Regions from separate parts of the Homo sapiens genome. Here all the other regions are linked to region 2. The links are chromatin contacts, found by Hi-C in ENCODE. All regions are on one chromosome and are shown on one strand. Each heading gives the region's core, a stretch centred on a gene start or an enhancer-like site at or near the end of the contact. The rest is flanking DNA. Distances are from core to core; before and after follow the strand shown.

The links. A loop is a pair of places that touch in the nucleus more often than their neighbours do. Pooled maps may share reads with other maps.
Region 1: a loop to region 2 is called in a map of CD8-positive, alpha-beta T cell, with 5 times the contacts of the local background. The contact joins the promoter of BBS12 here to the promoter of PDE5A in region 2. A Hi-C loop is called at or near these places in 3 of 168 maps with a recorded cell type or tissue (CD4-positive, alpha-beta memory T cell, CD8-positive, alpha-beta T cell and naive thymus-derived CD4-positive, alpha-beta T cell) and 7 of 50 pooled maps.
Region 3: a loop to region 2 is called in a map of CD4-positive, alpha-beta memory T cell, with 12 times the contacts of the local background. The contact joins the promoter of SPRY1 here to the promoter of PDE5A in region 2. A Hi-C loop is called at or near these places in 2 of 168 maps with a recorded cell type or tissue (CD4-positive, alpha-beta memory T cell and naive thymus-derived CD4-positive, alpha-beta T cell) and 5 of 50 pooled maps.

Annotation. Positions count from the first base shown.
Region 1 is chr4:122,730,883-122,735,630 of GRCh38, reverse strand. BBS12 (Bardet-Biedl syndrome 12) reads right to left here and starts at 2,927. Exons shown (of 2, transcript NM_152618.3): 1 at 2,747-2,927. It also overlaps the pseudogene CETN4P. RefSeq lists an enhancer at 2,468-2,677 and a silencer at 3,038-3,257.
Region 2 is chr4:119,625,742-119,630,493 of GRCh38, reverse strand. PDE5A (phosphodiesterase 5A) reads left to right here and starts at 1,690. Exons shown (of 21, transcript NM_001083.4): 1 at 1,690-1,974. The coding sequence starts at 1,823. LOC107986192 (a long non-coding RNA gene) reads right to left here and starts at 2,704. Exons shown (of 1, transcript NR_165235.1): 1 at 1-2,704. RefSeq lists silencers at 1,357-1,756, 2,977-3,256 and an enhancer at 2,797-2,846.
Region 3 is chr4:123,395,510-123,399,979 of GRCh38, reverse strand. SPRY1 (sprouty RTK signaling antagonist 1) reads right to left here and starts at 3,185. Exons shown (of 3, transcript NM_001258038.2): 1 at 3,048-3,185; 2 at 2,124-2,369. RefSeq lists a silencer at 1,201-1,750.

The sequences.
Region 1 (4,748 bases), core at 1,678-4,177, 3.1 Mb before region 2:
GCAAGAGAAAACAGACGGTACTTTTAGTATTTCTCCAACATGAATATAAGTTTTAACCATCCTTGGAGTTGACTTGATTCCTATTTGGCACCGCCTTAGTTGAGGCCCTTTAATTGCTTCTAATGAGAGTTCCTCCTTCATATGGTGGTCAGAATTAGCACTGAAAAAGCACAAACCTAAACAGATTACTCCACTGCCAAAAAACATCTATTTATCTTAAAAAAGAAAGTCTTTACTCCTTGGCTTGATATATGTGCCTTATAATCTAACCTCAACCTAATTTATGACTCTTCTCCCACCTTTCCTTATAAACCTCATGATCTTGTCACGCTAGAACATATTTATTTTCACTAAGCTATACTGATTTGAATAGTCTATATTTTCTTCATCTCCATAGATGCTATAGATCTTTCATGACCCAACGCAAATGCCTCATTTCCTATCAGGACTTCTCTAATGCCCTGGGGTAGAGTTGTCCCTCCTTTCTGTGCTCCCAACGCACTTTCTATACCCATCTACCAAAGCAGATTAAAAATACCCTGTATTAAAAACATTGTATTATGTTTGTGTCTAGCTCCCCCACTAATCTGTAGATTCCTTAGTTATTCATCTTTTATATTCTATTTTTATTTCTTTCGAACTCACCCAGTAGTTGGCATAGTGCATGACATATAGAAAACATTAAATACATTTGGGAGATTTAAGAGTGCCTATGTGTTTAATGTTTTCCTGGATAATGATGATGATTAATGTTCTAAAGTGCAGTTAGATTCGTTAATAGCTAGTTTTCAAAACTAATTACATCCTATTCAAGATCTGGGAGTTGGAATCTGAGCCTACAATTAAAAAAACATTTTAACTAGCAGTAAATATTCCAAATATAAAAGCCTAAATCATAGTGATATAAAAATAGGTTAATATACTACTCCGCCATTTAATTGTCATTAGATCAAACATGATCCAAGAGATCCTCGAAATTAGGATTGGGTTGAGTATATACTTGGTCACTATTCATTTCTGGGTCTAAGAAATCCTTTTAATATTAGTATTAAAAATGAAGTATATGGCCGGGCGCAGTTGCTCACGCCTGTAATCCCAGCACTTTGAGAGGCCGAGGCGAGCGGATCATGAAGTCAGGAGATGGAGACCATCCTGGCTAATACGGTGAAACTCCGTCTCTACTAAAAATACAAAAAAATTAGCCGGGCGCGGTGGCGGGCGCCTGTACTCCCAGCTATTCGGGAGGCTGAGGCAGAAGAACGGCGAGAACCCGGGAGGTGGAGCTTGCAGTGAGCCGGGATTGAGCCACTGCACTCCAGCCTGGGCGACAGAGCAGGACTCGGTCTCAAAAAAAAAAAAGTGTATGACCTTGAAACTGATCAAGAGCAACTTTCCAAGTGAGATAAATGACGTGAAAAATCATATATTAAAGTGACCACATTTTACTTAACTCAAAAATTATCTTGGATTTGTGCCATTTTAATTTTCACTGGGTAACTTTATATGGAAAAATCACCTGCAATATGAGGATAAACTTACCTATTTTCCAGAAGCCTAATGAGATTTTTATCAATGATTACAATACTTGCGTGTCTGTCTGGGATATAATATGAACAAGACAGGCTGATGGCTTTGGAAAATGTGCCATGTTTCTACTCAATGAAGCATGAAAAGTGATTTGACAGAGTGCTTCAAGAATGCACTTTGCACTTGTTTTCCTCTCCTGCCTTCAGGAAGATAAGTGAGACAAAAAAAAAAAAAAAAAAAAAAAGACTAAAGTTAGTATTCTTCCTGAATCCATTTTTGAAGAATCCAGTATAATTTTTAGAAAATATTTCCTCTAGAGAAGACATTGTAGGAGGCATAAAAGGGGTCCGCATGTGTGAGCAATTAAAGGTTAGAAGTTTTAAGATTCTCTCATTCCTTCATTCCCACCAGGAAGTCAGTGGTCCATCCTACCTCAGTCTTTCTCCCCTGTCCTTTAAGCTGATTCCTGGCCAAATTCAGAACGGGCAGAAGCAGTAAATCTGGCCCTCTGGACAAGAGATTGAGTTGGTTTACAAAAGTTTCACAAGTATCTAAATCTAGGCCGTTACTGAATCAACTGGATAATCAGACTACCTGTGTCTGACTCTGAAGTGCAGATCAAGTTGATATCGTTGACAACTGGCCAAATCTTAGGACTGGGCCAAGGAAATGGCTGGATGTGTGTGTGTGTGTGTGTGTGTGTGTGTGTGTGTGTGTGTGTGTGTGTTGGGGTTGGAGGGCGGGGTCCGATAGTAATTATGGGTGGGGCCAAAGTCCTACCTCGTAAACAAATGCTACACGAAACATGTAAAAACGTTTATCTATGTATGTAGTGAAGCTTTAAATACATCCCAAGACCCATGCTTATCCCAATACCCACGTCCCTCCAACGACACTGTTACCCCATGCCACTGCTATACAGAATTCTGGTGTCTACCATGCCAGAATCCCTGCCCAAAACAGGGAGGAGGTAAATGGCTGAAGGCCCAGCTCCAGGCACTGTAGAAAATGAGGAAAGTCTAGCGGCAAAAAGAAAGGGCAGTCCCCTCTTCCTCTAGTACTCCTAGCCACATGCTGGACCAATTCACCCCAGGACCTCCAGGCCCTAGATTCTCATTCTTTCCCTGGCCCGAAGAGGACAGAAAAATCAAACACACGGGCTCCCACGTCTTCAGGAAAGACTTAGCTTAGCAGTCAGCGGAAGCACCTCACTACTAACCTCGCTCCTTTCTCCTCTCCTACAGGGGGCTGGAGTTCCCGGCTTCCCACCGGCCAGACGCGATTCTGGCTGGGACAGCAACACCAAAAACGCCAGGGCTAGGGAGCCCAGTTCCCCGTCCGCAGTTTGCGCATGTGCGAAGAGGGGCTTCTGGAGGAGCCGGGGGCTTAGTTGCTAAGAGACACAGCTGGAGAGAGAAGTTCCGCTTAACGCCGGGCTGCGAAAGGCGGGGACGTCACGCTATTGGTAGGGAGTAGAGAGAAAGGGCTGGTTTAAAGGCCTTTTTTTCTGTCCATTGGATGAACTGGATGTCAATAACTCAGGCTGGGTGGGCGGGGCTGAGAGAGGTCGGTGAGAGCGGCCTTAGCAACCGCCAGTGAGCTGTGAAGACTTGGGTTGGGCGGGGCTGCGGGAGGTGACGCCGGGAGGTCCCGGCTGAGAGCGCCGGCTGCCGGCTGGGGACCTGGTGAGTGTGAAGCTGTAACCTTCTGCTGGGGCCGGGGCCGAAGTTTTTCCGCCAGAGCAAGGAAGGCTGCCCCTGGCAGCAACTGCACTCCTTCCTTACTCCTGTTGAGATTCATTTTATAGTAGGAAATAGGTACTTTAATATAGTTTATCATCAATTATTCTGGTTCTGCTAACTATTCCAGTTATATAATTTATCTTTCACCCATATGTGTGTGTATTACAGGCATCTAACTACCATACAAGTTCAGACCAATGGAAGAAAAGAGCAGCAAAAATTGAACTGAATGAATCCCAAAAGCAAGAAATTAAAGACGCCTTTAATTTATTTGATATTGATGGGTCTGGAACCATCGATGTAAAAGAAGGTTCTGAAATTATTTCTAATTCTAAATCATTTTAAAAACCATATTATTTGTGGCAATCTTTAAGGCTTTCTTTAAAAGTAGTCTTCTGAAAGCTTAATATAAAGTCTCTTCAGTGCATATGCCTGCCCTGCATTAGCAAAACGATATCTTGTTAAGCATTTTAATTGTGTTTTATAAATGAGTAGGCAAAAGCCCAGGGTGTAACAGTGATGTACATGATGGCACAGTAGGACTGAAACACAGGCCTGCTGACCTAATTTTCTGTTTATGCTCAGTCCATAATAGAAAAGAGAGAAGCTCTTAATAGGGAGTTAAAAAGCTTAGAAAGAAATCATGGCATATTATAATTCCTTTTCTTCCTATTTCAGATTGCAGTGTGGGCCTTAGGATTTGAACCAAAGAAAGAAGAAATTTAAAAAATGGTAGCTGAAGTTGATAAAGAAGGAATTGGCACCATTAGTTTTGAAGATTTTTTTTTGCCATTATGAGTATAAAAATGATATAGTTATGATTTTATTTTTCAAAGAAATACTAGCAATAACCTGCTACATTTTAGGGCTGGAGCAATCAGAAGTTTTATAGAGAAGCAATTAGAACTAGGTTTTTAAGGATGGGAGATAGGAAGAGCAAGATTAAATATGTTTTCAGGGTAGTAATGAGAAGACTATGATGTGGAGAAGAGGTTTTTGTCAGGAAATAATGAGGCTATATTGCAGGATAGAGAGAATGGGGCCAGAATTTGGAAGCCTTTAATTCAGCAACATATATTGAATGCCTATTTTTGCCAGGCACTATTCTAAGGAGCATTGAAAGATACAACCTTCCATTTTGAAGCTTACATTTTTGGTAACGGATCTGAATTATGAGGTTTAATAAGAGATGCATTCTGGACCACCCTGTGCCTTCTCCACCTTAGCAAGCTCTACCTTTAAGCACCTTGAGGGCAGGTGTGAGTACATAATTGTTAAAAGACCAATAAATAAAATCAGAACACAGCTACTTGGCACATTGCTGCTTTAGACCCCAAAGATCTAATTAAGTCCAGCTTGATAAAATAAATAAATGAAAGACTGGATAGTTGCTTCTTTTTTAAAAGAGTAAAAAAGATGAAAAAGAAGAAATATTGAAGACTTTCAAATTATTTGATGATGATGATACTGGAAGTATAA
Region 2 (4,752 bases), core at 441-2,940:
TTTAGATATGTTTAGACACACAAATATCATTGCATTACAATTGCCTACAGTATTCAGTACAGTAATATGCTGTATAGATTTGTGGTCTAGGAGCAATAGCCTAAGTGTGTAGTAGGCTGAGCCATCTATTTTGTGTTAGTACACTGTGATGTTCAGAGAAGGATGAAATTGCCTAAGGATACATTTCTCAGAATGTATCCTGTTGTTCGGTGACGCATGACTGTATTCCATGAGCACTATAATCACTATCATAGTAACACATTAGGAGAGAATTCTCATTTCTAAATCCAATATAATTTATCACCCATTAGTTCATACTCTACTGCTTTGATTGCTTTTCTTTGGTTGTGGCTACCTGCATACAGCAGTAAAGTTTCAGAAAAACTGAAGTCGCAAAAGGTCAATTACTCAATGAAGGAAAGATAAACCATTGCATTGGGGGACTAGAAGATACTTTTAAAAGTTCTCAGATTATCAATTTAATGATGTGTTTCTATGTAGTGAATAATGCCTTAAATTCTTGCCAAGAGTATTTAGAAGGAAGTTGTCAGAAGTATATCAGCTAACTCATTTTTTTTTATATCACTGCTAATGGTGTCATTCACACATTGTGCAACCCATAATTCCAGATTTAATTCTACCAAAAAATATAGGTCATTGCAAAATGCCATATTAAAACTGCCAATGCATGACAGGAAGATGGGGATGCAGACAAAGCAAAGGATGACACCAATTCCTTTTTTAAAGAAGCAAGATAGGGATTGGACAAAAAGGCTGAGCCATTTTTAATGGATACTTTTGAGGGAGTGTTAATTCCAATTTAATTAAAATGATGCATTAATTTAAAATTGGGATAACTGGTTGCCCTCGACTGCACCTGGGTTGCGCCAGTGCTCTCGGATTAACCTAATTGTACAGAGGTGCCCTTGTTTTCTAACTTCATGCACAAAGCATTGGAAATTATTTGTTTGCTTTTTCTTTTCCAAGTAAATCTTTTTCCAGTTATGCATAAGGGAAGTTTGAGGCAATGGTTAAAGGCACTTAAGTTATAATTATTGCTGTTATCATTAACATTAAGCACGGGTATGGCTTTGTTGCAAGTTACCCACCTACACCTGCAAATCTCTCTTGCTAGCACACGCCCCAGCTCTCTCCACCCGCAGTGGTCCGTGGCTGGACCGCTTTAAGTCACTGAGCGGGCTGGGCTCTGAAGGAGGTCGGTCCCGCTCCTCCCAGACCCAAGCGTAGGGCTAGGGAAAAGCTAGGCGGGAAGGTCATTGCACTCCCAGGCCCCAGGAAAAGGGCCCAGGGTCTCATCATCTCTTACTTTCGGGCAAAACTTCCCACATCGCGACCTTCCCTCCCTGGGGCACTCTGAGAACACACCCAGTCACCTAGCGCGCTCCCCAGAAGTCGGCTTGGCACACAGCGCACCCCAGCGGCCGCGCGGCCTCCTTCCAGCCGCCGCCACTTGGCTTCCGGAGAGCTCGCCGGGCGCTGCCGCTGCCGCCGCCGCCGCCGCCTCCTGGGAACCAGGGGACTGAAGAGCCTGCGAGAGCGGAACACTGCCGGACCCCGGGTGGGGGGGGCGCAGCAGCTGCGCCTGGCCCCGCCCACCACACCTGGGCGCCCGTAGAACCGCGCGGGGCGGGGCGGGGCAGGAGGCTGGCCTGGCGCTCCGGCCGCTTTGTCGAAAGCCGGCCCGACTGGAGCAGGACGAAGGGGGAGGGTCTCGAGGCCGAGTCCTGTTCTTCTGAGGGACGGACCCCAGCTGGGGTGGAAAAGCAGTACCAGAGAGCCTCCGAGGCGCGCGGTGCCAACCATGGAGCGGGCCGGCCCCAGCTTCGGGCAGCAGCGACAGCAGCAGCAGCCCCAGCAGCAGAAGCAGCAGCAGAGGGATCAGGACTCGGTCGAAGCATGGCTGGACGATCACTGGGACTTTACCTTCTCATACTTTGTTAGAAAAGCCACCAGGTAAGAAGAGGACCCACGGAAGACCCGGGGCTGATTTCTCTCCCCTGTTGAATTGTGCCCTTCGTTCACCCCTGTTCCCAGGCCCTTTGCTTTTGAAGTAGGTCCTCGGTCCTGTTACGAGGTAGAAACCTCAACTCTAAGCGAGCACAGTCGAAAAACTCAAGTGTCGGATTTGATACAACTTGCTCACAAAGTTCAAATACAAAAATGTACTTGCCGACCTCCCACCCTCACCCCCGACCCTCTTGGTATTCCCCGGGAACATGATTATTTTCATACATCCGTGCTCACGGGCCTTCCCCTAGCCCCTCTCTAGCCCTCTGGTTCCCCAAAATCCAATCAGCAAAACCCAAACAGTTTCTGAGCCCCTTCCCTGCAGCTCCGGAAGCACCATTTCCAAGTCGGTCTTGATGGCTCCGCTCCTCCCCCGTCCCCCCTCGCCCTGGCCCTGGCTGGGCGGGGAAGCTGGGGTGAGGGACGAGTCCACGGGACAGCCCAAAGGCAACATGACGGAACCTTGCCAAAGTGAGTGCGGTTGCCTTTTCCCCCCTTCCAGTCTCCTGCTTGTCCCGCGCGCCTCCTTTCACTCGCTTTTCCGCCGAAGGCTGTGCCGCCAAAAGTAGAGCTCTGCAGAGGGGTTTGCGGCGTGCACACAAAGGGCGCAGGGGAGGCGCCGCCTGGAGCGGACCCCAAGGGGCAGCGCAGACCCCAGAGGCCAGCTCTTTCTGGTCCAGAGCCAAGCGCCGGGGCGGCCCTTGCGGAGGGCGGGGAGGAGGGAGCCTGTCCTTTTGGAGGCGGCTGCGCAGCGGGCAGTCGGGGCGCTCGTGGGAAACGCTCGCGGGAGAGTTGGGGAGGAATTGAGACTGGGAGCAGAGGGACAAGAAGAGTGGAGCAGAGAGTGCTTGGCGGGCGGGTGCCCCGAAGCCTGAGGAATTGATGCATAGTCGGGGTGCGTGGACTCCAGGACGCGCCCCTTTGCAGAAAGAGTCCGTGCCCCGCTGCCGCCTGCTCTGGGCAGCGGCCGTCGGGCAGCGGGTGCTGGCCGTCTTGGCCGGGAGGGTGACACACGCCCGGCAGTGATGGTCGAGGAGCCCGCCCGGGTTCGACGCCCGGGTCCCACTCGCCGGCGCGCGGCCGCGGCTCTGCCGGTCGCTCCCCGCCAGGGGGCGGCGCAGCGCGGGGCGAGCGGGAGGCGACGGGCGGCGGCGCGGAGGCCGGGGCCGTGAGGGAGCTGGTTCTGAGTCGCCGACCTCACCTCACCTCACCTGCGCGCGTTGTTGCCCCTACGGAGCCTCCTGGAGTCCAGGATCGGCGGAGTTCGAAAACGAACTTCCCACGTTTGCTATGTTGCCCTTTGGAGACAAAACAAGGTACTTCCTTCAGCATCCCCCTACGTCCCTTCCCACTTTTTCCGGGGGCGCGGCGGGTCTCGGGTGCTGGGTGGTGGCGCCCCGGTGGCACCAGTGGGACGATGTATCATTGAAAATTGACTGTATAACTTTTGTTGTTGTTGTTATTCTTTGCTCTCTTGCAGATGTATTAATAAGGGTCTTAAATTGGGCCCTTTTTAATCTTGTTTTGTTTTGTTTTGTTTTGTTTTTTTCCTAAGGAACATCCAGAGTTGGTGTCAATTTAGTCACTTTCAGGGTTTTTTGACAGAGGGGAAGGCTCCGGGATTAATCTTTTCAATTTAATAACCCAGCCCTTCTTTTAAAATCGTCTTCCCCCGCTTTCACCTTCTTCCTTCAAAATCCTAAATCTTGAGCGCCCAGAGGATAGCCCTGAAAGGGCACTTTTTTGCGAGTTTAGCGTGAGACACTAAGGCCATGGAGGTCTAGAATGATCGGTTGCTGTCGACTAACAGTTTTCAGGGGTCACCTGCCCCTCTGAGGCCATCTGCACCCACTTTCCTTTCACTCTGCGCATTCCCAGCCTTCTGCTCTCCTTGAATTACAGCGCATAGAATGATCAGGGGGCCAGAGAACCAGGCCGATTTTTAAAAGTATGTATTGGACCTGTTCTTTAGGCAGATTATAAACAGTTTAAAGAAAAAAAGTTATTGTTTAATAAATCAGCATAAATGTCCTTTCTTCGTTCCCTATTTTTCTTTTAAAGATGTAAACTAGGGATGGCTTGTTGGTCGTTTTTGACTAGTCATAGATAGGAACACTGCATTTTCAGAACCTACCAACACTTTGAAAGTGTAGCAACATTTTAATGGAAAATAAATGGAAAGAGCTGAGTTACATTTCTTTTCCCATTACTTTTTCTCCCAAGCAGCATAGGATCAAAATCCTATTTCTCAAATTTACCATGCTCACTGTAAAATTTAGATCATCTGAGGCTCTAAAAAAACTTTTAAAAAATTTTCGGTTAGAGTTTTTAAATTACAGTTGATGTTGGCAACAGGCTGAACACTTTCTGTGATATATATATGTATGTGTGTATACATATTCTTAAGAGGTTATGTTGAGTGTAAGTTGGAAAATGAAAGTGTAAAATATTTAATAGTGCAGGTCCTCAATTTTAAGAGTTATAATAAAGTGCTGAGAGTTGTCAGAGTAAAGAATATAACCTAAGAATTTGTGTGTAGCCAGAGGTCTTTCATGAAACAATATTCCAATTTGGTTTTATATTTGGTGGCATTAACAGGAGACTTAAAATGTGAATAAGAGGATGGACATTTGTTGATTATAAAAATGCAAACCACTAACCCCAGTGTGGTTCACATTTTGTGGTAAAAACTTATTGCATACGTTTTAACTTTACAGCTAAGGA
Region 3 (4,470 bases), core at 1,936-4,435, 3.8 Mb before region 2:
AAACTTCATACTGGCTGGGAAATAAAGTTGCCAGACAAAAAAATTAAAAGCAAAGAAAATTCGCCACCTCCGATCCGAAGAAAAGCCCATTTTCAAGCAGTGACAGTCTTGGACAAGCCCCAAACACGCTCACACGCGCTCGGCACACTGCCTTCCCCAAGAAAACGCGAATGGAAGTAGAATACCTTTTCGGACAATCCCATCACCATATTAAGGATCACCGTGGATTTCCAACACACTTTTTGGGTGGCCCACCAAGGTTTCTGAGAAATCATGAAGAGCCTTCAGCGTCCACGCGGGAGCCCAAAGCAAGCCCACGGTCTGGCTGACCCTAAGCAAGGATTTGTCTATGCTTTAAAGGAAAAGCTGGGTTCACCGAGGGCCGAGGAGAAAGAAGCCAGCGCAGGGGCGGCCACATTGCAAGTTACCACGGTGGAGCTGCGCCCTCTGCAATCCGCACTGAATAAATAGTTGACGGAAGAAGGAAAAGGAAAAAGTTATGAATGAAAACAAGTTCTTTCTCCCTCTCTCTGTGGTAGGAGGAGGGGAGGAGGCTGAGGTTACCATGAGCTCAGGAGGGCGGACTTCCCCACTTTTTTTTTTTGAGCCGGAGTCTCACTTTGTCTCCCAGGCTGGAGTGCAGTGGCGCGACCTTGGCTCACTGCAACCTCCGCCTCCCGGGTTCAAGCGGGTCTCCCGCCTCAGTCTCTCGAGTAGCTGTGACTACAGTCGCGCGTCACCACGGCCGGCTAATTTTTGCATTTTTAGTAAAGACGGGGTTTCATCAGTTGGTCGGGCTGGTCTCGAACTCCTGACCTCAGGTGATCAGCGCGCCTCGGCCCCCCCAAGTGCTGGGATTACAGGCGTGAGCCACCGCGCCCAGCCGACTTCCCCACTTTTAAAGTGGCAGTGCCCTCTCCCTTCCCCTGTCTTTGCACTGTGCTCCAAACCAGAAGAAAGTTGCGGCTGGCTTTGGGGCTGCCTAATTCTATCGAGGGGGTAATCGGCGAATTCCGGGGATGTGCCTACACACACACACGCACACACACAGCCTTTGTCGTCCCCCTGCTTGAGGCACACTCCTCCAAAGAGGGCCTCCGGGGACATCCCCAGAGCCGCCTGAAATCCCCCTTGGGCGTGAAGGGCTCTCCGAGAGGACAACCTGGGCCACCGCGCCGCCGCTCCGGGTAATCGGGGATGGAGGAGACCCTGTCCTGTTACGTTCCGCAGCCGCAGACCGTCGCCCACCCCGCCACCCAACCTTGAGCCCCCAGAAGCCGCGGCCCCCAGGGGGCAGGGAGCGGCGGGAGGGGCCGCGCCGAGCGAGGTCGTCCCTCCCCTCCCCTCCTCTCCCGGAGTCCTGGCTCGGGCAGCAGCGCCGCCGAGTCCGCACCTGCCGCGCCGAGCGAGCCCCGCCCGCGCGCCTACAGCCCAGCGGGCCGAGGGCGGCCGCCGCACACACTCACCTAGGCCGAAGCGGTGGCCGGGGGCCAAGCCGTGCGACCCGGCCCAGGTCCTGGTGCGGGCGGCGGCGTGCACGTGCCGCATCAACCGCGGCGGGGAGGGCGAGGCGGCATCGCCGGAGTTGGAGCGCCTCGGCTCGCGGCCTCCCCCGCCCCCGCCGCCACCGGCCAGGAGCGCTCCCCGCGGCCCCCTTCCGGCTGCGGAGGGCAGTTCTCCCGCGGCTCCGCGCGGCCGGGCCCGGACCTGTCACGGCTGGTGCTCGCCGGGCGGCTCAGTAACATCCACCTCGGGAGGTCTTCTGCAGCCCCTTTCCAAGAACCAGTTTTTACAAATCCTTTCAGGAAGGCTTCCCAAGTCTCAGAAAAACAAGTAGGGGAGTGGCGGAGTCGAGTGCGTGACGGGCCAGCTGACGGCACGGTGTGCTCAGAGAACTCGGGTTCTAGTCGCTCCTCGCAAGGAACGAAGGAAGGGATGGCGGCTTCCTGACGAGCGAAAAATCCACGTCACGGGCGTTCGAGACTCCGCAGCGCCCGGGTCGGGGCCCGAACCGCCGTCGGCGGGTGGGTCACGGAGCCGCGCAGTACCCCGGCGAAACCTCGGAGCACGCGCCTGCCAGGCAGAGGCTGCCGCGGCCGGGAGGGGGAGGGGGATTTTTTTACCCTTTTCTTTTTTTTTTTTTTTTTAGCGGGGAGGAGTGAAGAGAGTGAGGTTTGGGGATCCTTCTCGGAGAGAGAAAGGCGGGCGTCGTCCCTTGTGCCCCGCGCAGGCCGACGCGCTTAGCCGATTCCGCACGTTGGGCAAGTGGGGGCACAGCGTCCCCGGGCACTCCGGTCCCGGCAGGTCAGCCTCTCCCGGGCAGCGCTCACACCCAGTCCTCCGAGCCTGGGGTTCCACGGCCGAAATGCCTGCGACAGAGAATTAGAGATAGAAGCTCGTGAATGTCCCTTTCTTCGAAGGGCTGGGACCCCGGGCGGGCCGCTGGCCAGCTCGCCCGCAGCCCGTTGCCATGTGCTCCCTGTTGCTGCTCCCGGTGATTGACAGGCCGGCGCACAGTCGGCGTGTCAGCCGCGAACCAAAGTAACATGCAGTCCTGCACGTTTTTGCCGAGGTGCTTTTGCCCCCTGGAATGCCTAGGAGTTCAAACAACGTTCAAGCAACGCCTCTGCGCGTTAGGAATCAATACACAGAGACGGGAAATTCAGGTTTTAAACCAATGCTTCACTCGGGATTCGGTCGCCAACAATGCCTAAACAAACACGCATTTGGTCCACACACCGAGTGCTAGCCCCTCTTCGCATAAAGGCATTAACGGCTCTGTGTTTCACAAATTCGATCGTTTCAGACTTTAAACGTCTACTGTTCGGTTAAGGAAAGGTGAAAGGGACCCTGCTTTTTCTTTTAGCGGTAGCATTTACTTTAAGAGCATTAGTTTTAGCAGTGGGAATGCTACCGGTGTTTTGAAATGCAACCAGTAACCTTAGCTGGAAAGCAAGTTCAAATAAATAAATGTTCAGTTCCTTGCAAAAGTCAACATTTCTCACCTTATCTTTCCTAAAATGTCTACGGAAGGAAACGGTACTTACCTAATGCAAAGATTGCAAATTGCTTTTCAGGCACATTTAACAGCGACTGTAGCTGTTCCTTATCCAGGGCAGGGAACTGTGCTGATAATCACTCTGCAAAGCACGCAGTGGTTTGCAGAGCGGTCTCACTCCGGCTACGCAGAATTTCAGCTCCTTGCCTCCACCTCCACCTCCACTCCAGGACACGCCTCCGGTGATATCATGTGTCAATCACTCGGGCTGCCCGAAAACCTGGAACAGGATTTCCTTAACTATCGTTTCCTCTTTCGTTTATGTGTACCAACTTGGAAATGTTGCCCTACAGACTCGTGTAATAAACATCCTCTTAAAACTTCGGGAGTGCCTCTAAAAATTCTGCAAATGCAGTTTGTCATAGAGGAATACATTCGGATTTAGTTAGCAATCTTCAGTTGTCGATCTCAATTAAAAGGATTGGTGGACTCTACTCTTAAGTTGAATTAGAAAAGAATTGTGAAGAATAAAAGAAAATGAAAAAAGTTGTATGCCAAGCCATCACTTCTGACCAACTAGAGGGAAAACGTATATTGACACAAAAAGATGATTATATAACATTACAGTTCCTATTTACAACAAAGTTCAGAATATGTGAAACCTAAAGTTCAAAAGGTGGCACTCCTTACTGCAAATGTAATATAAGCATATGTAATAAAGGTGAAATTTTCTGCTGTGGGTTTTTTAAATAATTGCTTTACCTTGGCTTGTTATATGATTTCCCAAAAATCAAGCACATGGAGAAAAAACCAAATTCTTTCAATTTTGTAATATAGTTGTATAATTTTGCAAAAAATACAAACCCGTATATTTTTTAATTAGCTAAAAGTCAATTAATTAGAATAGAAAAAATTTATCAAGAAGTTTTATAATTCTTAGTAATAGCTGATATGACTGGAAAAAAAACACTTTAAGTAGGAAACTTGATTTCTACTTTCTTACAAACTATGGGATTTTAGGCATTTATTATCAAAGTTGTGCCTTTTCATGCTGCAGTGAGGATAACTTTTTGTGGAATTGAAGGTTCCGTAGAAACTTTTAAAAGCCACCTAAAGACCAAAAACTTAGTGGAAAGGAAATATTTTTCCAGGTACTATATATCAGGAGTAGCTTAAAGTCTGGCAAAACAAAGCAAACAATAACAAAACTCTAGAATCTAAATCATATAAACATATAAGTATGGAAATTTTTAGTTCAAAGTACATTTTTAGTCTCATTTACAATAGCAAGTGGTTCTGTTGAAACTATAAATATATACATACATAACACACACGCACACACACAGGACTTTCAAATGTCTGAGCACTTTCAAAAATTAAAGTTGTGTTTGGAATTGCCTCTGAAGAACACAGAGCATTGTTAAGAACATGAATAACAATAAAAAAGCATCATTAGAAAATAGCATAGAATA